Regions from separate parts of the Mus musculus genome. Here region 2 is linked to region 1. The links are chromatin contacts, found by Hi-C or POLR2A ChIA-PET in ENCODE. All regions are on one chromosome and are shown on one strand. The core of a region is the stretch at or near the end of the contact, and the rest is flanking DNA. Distances in the headings are between cores, read along the strand shown.

What was found. Hi-C counts contacts between places; a loop is a spot of excess contacts on that map. ChIA-PET counts read pairs that join two places held with the same protein, here RNA polymerase II (POLR2A).
Region 2: a map of heart shows a loop between it and region 1 (2.0-fold over the local background). The contact joins the promoter of 2610307P16Rik here to the enhancer-like site in region 1. A Hi-C loop is called at or near these places in 2 of 37 maps with a recorded cell type or tissue (both heart). POLR2A ChIA-PET finds 5 or more read pairs at or near these places in 1 of 5 experiments (Patski).

Annotation. Positions count from the first base shown.
Region 1 is chr13:28,841,117-28,845,884 of GRCm38, reverse strand. The region is part of intron 2 of 2610307P16Rik (RIKEN cDNA 2610307P16 gene); the gene reads left to right. Among named protein-coding and RNA genes, the nearest start is that of 2610307P16Rik, 42 kb to the left of the region's middle. Within about 2 kb of position 2,929, at least 1 of the 3 ENCODE cell types and tissues checked has a DNase peak (open chromatin) inside an H3K27ac peak, as active enhancers do; it is heart, where a contact is called at or near this core.
Region 2 is chr13:28,882,687-28,887,454 of GRCm38, reverse strand. It overlaps 2610307P16Rik (RIKEN cDNA 2610307P16 gene), which reads left to right and starts at 2,033. Exons shown (of 8, transcript NR_045054.1): 1 at 2,033-2,311; 2 at 3,878-4,140.

The DNA.
Region 1 (4,768 bases), core at 1,680-4,179:
TGGACGAGAGGAAGCTGGAAGGAGAATATGAGGGCTTGATTGTCACATAAAACATGGCATTTCCTGTCGACCTCAAGTCACCATTCATGTCTCTCATGTCTCCTCTTTCATGCTTCAATGGTGGCAGCACTGTTGGGCAGTGTTTCCATACTGTTTCCCTCATGAATGTGAGGGGCAGGTCCTTCCTCCTTCCGGCAGCGGATGCCTCCTTTTGGTTAGTTGCAGCCTTGCATAGACAGGCAGGGTGACGTCTTTTGAGGAATACTGTGTGATTGGCAGTTTTTTGGGCAGGAAGTCTGGAATGAGACTCTTAAAAATTAGAATATGCATGATTAGCTGGGCATGGCCAGGGTATATGTACGTGGGTGCGTGTGTGGTGGGGTGGATTTGTCATGGCAGTTTCCTAAGGAAGGTGTCTTACCTGGAAATACAATCCTGGCTGTCCTTTGACATGGCTCATCTACAGATTAATACAAGATAGGCACTCCAGTGACCCAGAACTAAAGCTTTTTGCCCTGAAGGGAATGCTATCCATCTTTAAGACAGTAACAGGGACTTGCTCTAGTTAGTTCATGTGGCACTGGCTTTATGAATTTACTCCAGCCCTGTCATGAGCTGTGTATGGAAATAGATCACAGCCTTGAATCTCTCCCTCACCTGTAAAAGGTGCTTCCTTTCCACTGAGGTACAGGGCACTCTGACTGACTGAATAGCTGCAGACTTCAAAGCTCATTCATGGAAGGAAAATTAAAAGCCACCGGTCTCCTTCCCAAGCTTCACTTGTCTAAGTTCTTTATCTCACCCACTTCCCCCGCTCCACTGAAAACACAGTTGGTTGTACAGAAGACAGAAAGACCAAAGGGAGCATTCTTAATTAACAGTAGGGAATGGAGGACAGGAGTTAAAGGCAGAGAGGGGAGGGCAAGCTTTAATGCCATTATGAACCTGGCAAGGTGGGCCTGAAGCTCTTGGGCTGGAAGAGGACTTATCATCAGCGGAGAAACACCCTGGGAGGGCATGTCTCCTTCCATGCAAAGCCCCCAAAGCTAGCTTCTCCTCAGAATTCCAGACTTGATTTCAGGGAACTGAAAGGAGTCTTTTGTCCTTGGGCAAACCACACATTCCACAGACCAATTTGCAAAAGCCAGATTTGTGAGTGATGGAGGGCCCATTGAAGGGAAAAAGCCACTTTGTTGGGAGTAGGGCAGAGGTGAAAGGGTGAGCATGACAGATGTCAGTTTTGTGTATTCCAGAGTCCCATTTTCTAGCAGTCTGACCCATAGTAGGCCATGAGCGCCTAATTGTCACATGACTCCTCAGTGGAAGATTCGGGGGGGGGGGGGTACATTTGGAGTCTTACTGTTTTTCTGCACTCTCTGGAGAACTTCCCCAAGGAGGGGATAGTCACCTTCCAGACAGATTTTTTTTTTTAAGAATTATTTATTTATTTTATGTTTATGTAGCTGTCTCCACACACACCGGAATAGGGCATCGGATCCCATTACAGACGGTTATGAGCCACCATGTGGTTGCTGGGAATCGAACTCAGGACCTCTGGAAGAGCAGTCAGTGCTCTTAACCATGGAGCCATCTCTCCAGCCCTCCAGACAGATTTTTTTTTCCACCAGAAAATGCCCAGAGTCTGTTTTCAGTTGTATTTACTTTTGTAGTTTTGTAGTTAAAGGCGTTCTCCAAGTGACTCTGGGAACTGCTGGAAATGAGGAAGTCTAGCAGGGGACCCAGAGGTCATCACTGTCCATGTCTAAGTTAGACAAAGATAGAAAAGTTCGTCTGGGACTCACCACTCCCACTCTCTCTGGGGCTGAAACCACCCATTGGCATCATACGTCTTTTCCTGTATTTTAAAAATATAGCCTATAATTTTGCACACTAAATTTGCCTGTGTTGACTTTGGCATCAGCTTCGTCTCTCTTCCCTGACAGATAGACAGACAGATTGACAATCAGACAGTCTCTCCCCTCTCCCCTCTCTCCCTCTCCTTCCCCCTCCCCTTCCCCTCCAAAGGGCATCCAAAAGGAATCCGAATGTAGAGGTATCCCAGGAAGCATTGCTTCATGATGACCAGTCAGCTCACCCGCTTCCCACTTTGCCCCAGTTCTTCACTTGCTCTAGTGGAGACGACCTTGGCCACCAATGAACACCTGGCTACATTACTGACAGTGTGGAAAGATGGGAGAGGGGACTTGTGGGAAACACTCATTTACAGTTCAGCAGAGGTAGAGCAAGGCCAGCTGTGTGCATGAGACTGTCTCCTGGGTGTGGCGCCTGTCATTAGGAGGAAGGCAGCCCCTTCCTCCTTTCAGGTATACTCAGTGTTGACTTAATCTCAAAGGGACGAGCTCGGGGTGAGGAATAGATCTGTGAGGAGTTTCCTGTTGCTGGGTTTTGTTTTTGTTTTTTCCCCCCATCTGTCCAGGCACTTTGTATGCCCAATTCATTACTACTTTTAGAAACATATAATAACCGAGAAGGAGTTTGCTAATGTACAACTCTGCCTTTGAGGGTATGGAGAACCTGCCCAAGGCCACTTGAAATCTAACAGATGTTCTCTGATCCAAAACAAGTTGTCTCTGTTTAGTGCCTATCAGTTTCAGATGCTGTTGACAATGGCATGCCAGATAAGGGAAGAGGAGAAGAACAGACTTGTAAAGATTTTTTTTAAACTGATGTCTCCCCCCACCCCCTTCCGCTACTGCTGCCCACTGCCTTTGCTACATAACTGGCAAAGCTCCCCACAGAGGTGCACAGCTTTGAGACCTTGCTCCCTCCCAGCTGGTGTCCTGTTTTGGGATGTTGGGGAAATTTTAGGCCACAGTTCCTTGTGAGAGGAAGTGAGTCACTGGGGTCTGGCCTTGAGACTTCAGAGCTCAGCCTGTTTCTGGTCAGCTCTTTGCTTCCTTTTCTGTGTAGATTCGAGGAGTCCCAGCTATATGTCCCTGTCACCTTGGAGGCTGACTGCCATGCCTTCCAGTCCTGATAGAGACTGTATTTCTCAAACCATGAGCCGAAGGAGCCTCTCCTTAAACTGCTCTTGTCAGAAATTTGGTCACTACAATGAAAGAAACTAATGTAAATAAAGTGGTCTCTTTTTACACAGGGCCCTCTCGGGGTTGGGGTGGGGGTGGGGGGTGAAACTAACACTTTTTTTTTTTTTTTTTGATTTAAGAATCAGTCATTTTGGGCTGGGCATTGTTTGCGAATGCCTTTATTCCCAGCACTTGGGAGGCAGAGGCAGGCTGATCTCTGAGTTCCAGGCCAACCTTGTCTACAGAGTGAGTTCCAGGACAGCCAGGACTACACAGAGAAACCCTGTCTCGAAAAACAAAAACAAAATCATTCATTTTTTTATTTGTACTCATGAATTAACCTTTATTTTTGGAAAGCTAAATCTAAAGTTTCTTTAAATCAGTGTAAACAAATGAAGCACTTTTCAGTAGTCACACCTCTTAAATATCTTATTTTTGAGAATTCAAGATTTTAAGCTGCATGATGGTGTCCGACGCCTTTAATCCCAGCACTGGGGAGGTGGAGGGAGGCTGATGGATCTCTGGGAGTTTAAAGACAGCCTGGTCACTTACAGAGTCAGTTCTAAGACAGCCAGGGATACACAGAGTTCTAGCTGGCCTAGGACACAGAGAAACCCTGTTTCAAGATGTATTACATTTTTCTGAAGTAGCAGTTCATAGGCACAAATAATTTTTCTGAAGTAGTAGTATATAGGCACAAATAACTTCACATATGATAATTTTTGTATTTGATTCACAAAATGTGTGTATGTGCGCACACATACACACACAGCAAGAATCACTGTCACACAACACTTGACAAGAAAATATTTTCTATTTCTACTGCTCTACAGGACTCCTTTTTAGTTATAAAACAAAACAACAACAACCCCCCACCCCCACCCCAAAAGCCTTCTTAAATTCTGAGTGGACAATACCATCTTGCTAGCAGTAGGCACAATTAGCTGTAGACCAGTACTGTAGAGCAGCCTGCAGGTCACTTTCATCTGGTTAACTGAATCTTGATCCCTGTTGGTTGCTAAGTCCTATTTCTTCCTCCTACCTCTGTGCCAGCATCCCACTTTGATCCCAGGTCTTTGACTACTTACATACCTTACACAATGAAGTTAGCTGGCCCTACACCTCTCTACTGGTTTATTTCTCTTAGTGTAGTATCTACCAGGTTTGCTTATGTGGTTGGAGTTTTTTAGAACTCCCCTCTTCTTAAAGGTTGAATAATAATTCTGTTTTGTGTTTGTGTATGCATGTGTGCATGCTCTCTCTCTCCCCCCCAACCTCTCCCTCCCCTCCCCCCTCTCTTTCACACACACAGCACATTTTCTTTGTCCACTTACCTGCTGATAAACGTGTTGATGCCTTGACCATCTTGGCTATTTTGAATGGGGCTGCAGTAATCTGGGGAGTAGCTATTAATGCCTTTGAGGGATTCCGATTTCAGTGCTTTTGAATCCAAGAGTTGGACTGTCAGATTCCATGGTAGTTTTAGCTCTAGTTTTTCTAGACTTTTCTTTTTCCACCATTTTGCAGCCTCACCAAAGAGGCTTTTCATTTTCTCCATGAAGCTTGTCTTAAAGGAATTTTTAAAAAGTGACAGCCATCCTAACAGGTGTGTGAGCTCCACTGCGGTTGATAGGAACATTTGCATTTCCTTGATGATTTGTGACATCAAACTGAGAACTTTCTGTATAGCCTAGAAAACACAGGGAAGGACCTGAGCTATG
Region 2 (4,768 bases), core at 784-3,283, 42 kb before region 1:
AAAAGAGGCTTTTGAACTTCCGCAAGATAAGGGGCAATTTCAGGACACTGTGTAGGTGCCACCAGTAGGTAAGGGTCCCAGCGGACCCCTAGTTGGTGGCCACGTGTTGCCAGGATCCCAGGCGCGATTGCGGGACCCGTGCAATCTTGGCGGGACCCGCGCGGGTATGCGCCCTGCTAGTGCTCCCTGGTCCTCCCTCTTGGAGCCTCTTGAGCCATTGTCCTTGCCCTTCCCTGTGGATCCTTTATTACTTTGCTACATTTTCCAGTAGTTGCTTCTACCTAACTCTGTCCCCCCCCCCCCCCCCCGACATTCCAGACCCAGCAGGGTCCTCAACTTAAGAAACTGCTTTTAAAGGAACTAATGGATTGAGTGTGCTCTGCTTGCCTTTTGGCAGAGGGCAGTCCAGCATTCGGGTGGGAACCGGCACCTAGCAAGGTTGGAGGACCGACCTTGGAGAGCGCATCTCTGTTTCTGGGATGTTATTGTCTAGGTTTCTTTGGGCCAGCAAACCTTGAGCGCTAATTCGGAGGAAGTTGGTTACAAAGTTTCAGACAGCTAGCGGAGTGCGCGCTCTGGCAGTCTGACAGAGGAACACTGGGCCCAGTGCAGACCCCAGGAGATCAGAACGGAAGCCCTCTCACAGAGTCTTTGTTCTCCCCTAGGGGAGAGACTTGGCAAGCACTGGAAGGGTGCTTGTTATGATCCACACCCATGACATTCCAGACCCAGCAAGGTTCCCTTCCTACCCCCTCTTCGCATCTTTAATCCTAGCCAGGAATACAGCTCCCTATGCCCCCTTTCACCCCATCTCTTTACCCTCACATTTAACAACTCATTGGGTCTTCCCTGTCTAGATTTGGAGAAAGAGTATATAAGGTGCGTGGACACCAGCAGGAGGTTGAATATTTGCTTTGGAATGTTTGAGTGTTTTTTTTTAAACCCCCTTTGCCCTGAAGACTGAATATAAAAGGCTGCGTGTCCCTCTACCTTCTCCCACCTTCCTGCTTTTCTTCTATTCTGGTGAGATCTAGAAAGGAAATTGGTGCAGCTTTGAGTTCCTGGGGTGGGGGGAAACCATGTTGGGATGAGAGCTGAATGCTGCGGTGTAAAGTGGGGACCCCAGTTCTGGAACTGATGGATGATTTTCAGAAGGCTCTAAGAAAGACTGAGAGACTCCCAGACAAGGAAGACACCTGGCTTGCCCAGGACCAGAAGGTGGGGGAGGGAAGAGGATGGGGAGTTAGAAGTGAAGGAGGAAGACCCTGTAGCTGTGAAAGGAAGGGAACTAGGAAGGAACAGTAGGTTTGGGAAGGAGCCATGTTAACCTGAGAGTCTTGTTAATATAGTTGGAGATAAGAGGAAGTTCTCTGAGGTTTGAGCCGGTGGTCTCTGTTCAGGCCCCCCCCCACCCCCCATGAGTGGCATAGTACCAGCAGCAACAGGTAACCTACAAGGGCAAGGTGTAGGTCCCTGTGGGATACTTAGTGGCCTCTGCCATGCAGATTTGAGGGTTTTCCCCTAGGGTCCTGTGTGGGCACTGATGAGGGAGGGAGAAGAGACTTTTCCATCACTTAGAACTTCTTTGAATTCTTCCAGGCTGTTGGTTGGAAGAGGGTACATAGGATGGAGGGTCATGGATGGAGAGGCATCTGTGAGCCCTACCTATGATTGTACCTCTTACCTTAAAGGGTTGACTGGCTCCTTCATATTACATCTCTTGGGATGCTGAGAAATGGCAGAAACTCATTGCCAAAGTGAACCGCTCCTCTCCCTGATTGGCAGGGAAAGTGCAAACAAAGAGGTGCATCTCCCGGAAACAATGAGTTTGGAGATTTCCCCGGGCGTGAGAGCGCGGACTGGAAGCTGGGTGTTCAAAGGGTGTGAGAAGGGACCAAGACCCGCATCTTCTGGGCAAAGTTTTCGGGGAGATGGAAGGAGAGAGGGTCGGGACTGAGTTGCTGGTCTTGGGGACAGAGCAGCCGGAGCTGCGCACCAAGGCTTAGAGTCGGGCGGGAGATGCGGGGAGAGGGAGGGGGCGGGGAGGGAGGGGAGGGAGAGAGGAGGAAGGGGTGAGAGGGAGAAACCTGCCGCGGCTCTCCGCCTCTTTGTCTGCTCTGGGACTTGGAACAAAAGGGGAAACTCTGATGAACTCCTTCTCCAGCTCCCTGGACGCCCGAGTATCTCTTTCTCGCAACTTTGTCAACGCGACTTTCTCCGCTGTCAGGCTGCGCAAAAGTATCCTAGCGCCTCGCAGGCTGCAACAATGGAAACAATGTCCCTTCAAAGTGCGACGAAGTGGAGGGAGAAGGTGAGTGACTTGTCCTGTTTGTCCTGCTTCCCTCAGGTCCCCCTGCTCCCAGCCCTTCCGAGGGCAAAGTCATAGATCTAGCAGCCAAGTTTGACTGTTTCTTTCTGTTTCTTGTCTTTTATTATTATTTTTTAATTGTATCTCTTTTCCCGGTTCTCCTTTTCTTTTGTTCTTTTAAACTCTCGCACAGATTGTTTTGTTTATTTTAAACGCCTTCATCTCTTGTGCTTCTTCTTTAGGGGTGGTGAGGGGCTAAGAAGAAGGGCATCCAAACTGGATACTGCCTCGCTTTTCCCCGGTTGTGTGTAGATTGGAGGAAAACGTTCTGATAAGAATGGGAATTAGATCAGGCTCACCCACACATAAGCTCTGACTTTGGTCACAAAAAAAGAAAGATGCAGAGGTGGGGGTCATTTCCTCACGCGTTTTCAAACTTCACTGTCTCTGGAGCGCTCTGGAGACACGAAGCGTGCAACAATAGAATGTAGACAGGGTTTGGGTGGTAAGGGAGTTCCAGCAAATTAATAGGAGTCCGGGAAGTTTTTGGGGGCTGGGGTCCAGTTGAGGAAGCCACAGGTTCCAGACTGTCAAGAGCTGCGCAGATGAAGCTGATGGGGCCTGGACCATTAGTTAAGAGTCCGCTCCCCTCACCTCCGTGGTTTGGTTCAGTTTAATGACCCACCCAGAATGACCTATTGCTGTCCTCGTCGGGATCCATCCTCTCTTAGGTGTTGGCGACCCCCGGGCCTATCTCAGCCAGTCTGAATAGGAAGGGAACCACGAGCCTGCCGAGCTCCCCTGACCTAGCCCTCCGCCCCGCCTTTTGTGTTTTAACCTTTTGTTTCTATCGGCCACACCCGCCCAAAAGAGCGGCGGCTTTTCGTCTCTGTTCAGCGGGGAAGCAGCGAGGTTCCCTCCAGATAGCGGTGAAGGGCGGCTTCCTAACTTTGTTTCCCAAGTCCCCTAACTTCGGAATGCTTCTGCATTGGTTCTTGCTCAGTAAGTCAATATCTTCACTTTATATGAACTATCTTTTGCTGTTTTTCTACTTCGTTCCAAAAGTTGTTTATCTCTACCAGCCACTTGCGTTCATTAAACAACAACAACAAAAAAAGATAACTTAGAGATCTAAGTTAGGGTCCAAAGGACAGAGGTTGGCTTTATCTGTCGGATGCCTTTAAATATGACTTTATCTTGATTCTGCAACACAAAACCCGGCTCATGGTCTTCAGGTATGTTTGTGGGCTCCGTCCAAATACCAAGGTAATTTATCACCTTCTCCACCCTCTTCTGTGTTTCCAAATGCTGGAGGTGTTCTTCAAGCTCCTGGAGACACTTTTTAACAAGACAAGTCAAACACAGAACTCATCCTACTGCGGGTGACTCTAGGAAGCATCCAAACAATGCATTAACTTCTGAGAGTTAGCATTCTGCAAGGTGCCAGAGCCGGGGAGCTTTGAATCTTTATGTCAAAGACTGAAAGGAATTAAGACGACAGTTATTCTTTTAGGGAGGGAGTGTATAGACTGTCCCGACAACTAACCTTAATACATTCTAATTGTATAGGTGTCATACCAGCGACTCCAAGAGTCATGTCACCCACTTAGCAGGAGTACTTCTACTGAAATGCCTTCGAATTTCTCTTACTGGATATATACCTACCAGCCGCTAGCATGAAGATGCCAGGACCGCTGCAAGTTAGCACTGGACAAAGTAGCATCAACTTCTTCATTTAGAGTTTCTTCAGTTAAATTGCTGGGATTTTCGACAAGGCTTTCCTTATGTGGATTATTGGAGTGTGATGCCCGAGAATTCTCTACTTGTAGAAGGTATGTTTCTTAGACACCCACGAGCACTTCCTTTTGGGCCTGATACTTAATGCCACTGGAGATCTGTCTCCTTGTTTTGAGTTGTTGCCCGCCTAAAGTGACTTAAGACTTTATGTTTCCTTCTTGGGGACTGTGTTTTGTAGATAGTTTCTGAAGTGGAATGATAATTTGGGAGTATCTGATGAAAGTTTATTGATTTTTTTTTACCACGTATTCATCAATATCTGCACGTATAATGAATGTTGATTTATGTAGAGTTATATATGTTTTATGTCAGTAATGAGTCCAATATGTTCAACAGGCCATACCTTATTTTATTTGTGGCTGATTTTCTCCTTAGATACCACCGTGAATATTTTATTTTAACAGAACAGGCTTGCATTATGTTGTTGTTGTCGTTATTATTATTATTATGCATCTTGACAGTTCATTTTGTTAACAAAATCCAGAAGTGACCCCCAAATACATACATTTCTAATGGTAGACTGTCAATACAAAGTGTAGTGGGTTCTCTTAGAATGGAAGCTTTGGCCTTGCCATAACCAAAGGACACGAGGGAGGATTCGATTAACCTTCATGGCAGATACCCAAGAGTTCTTATTCCCTTTTGAATACCTTACGATTAATT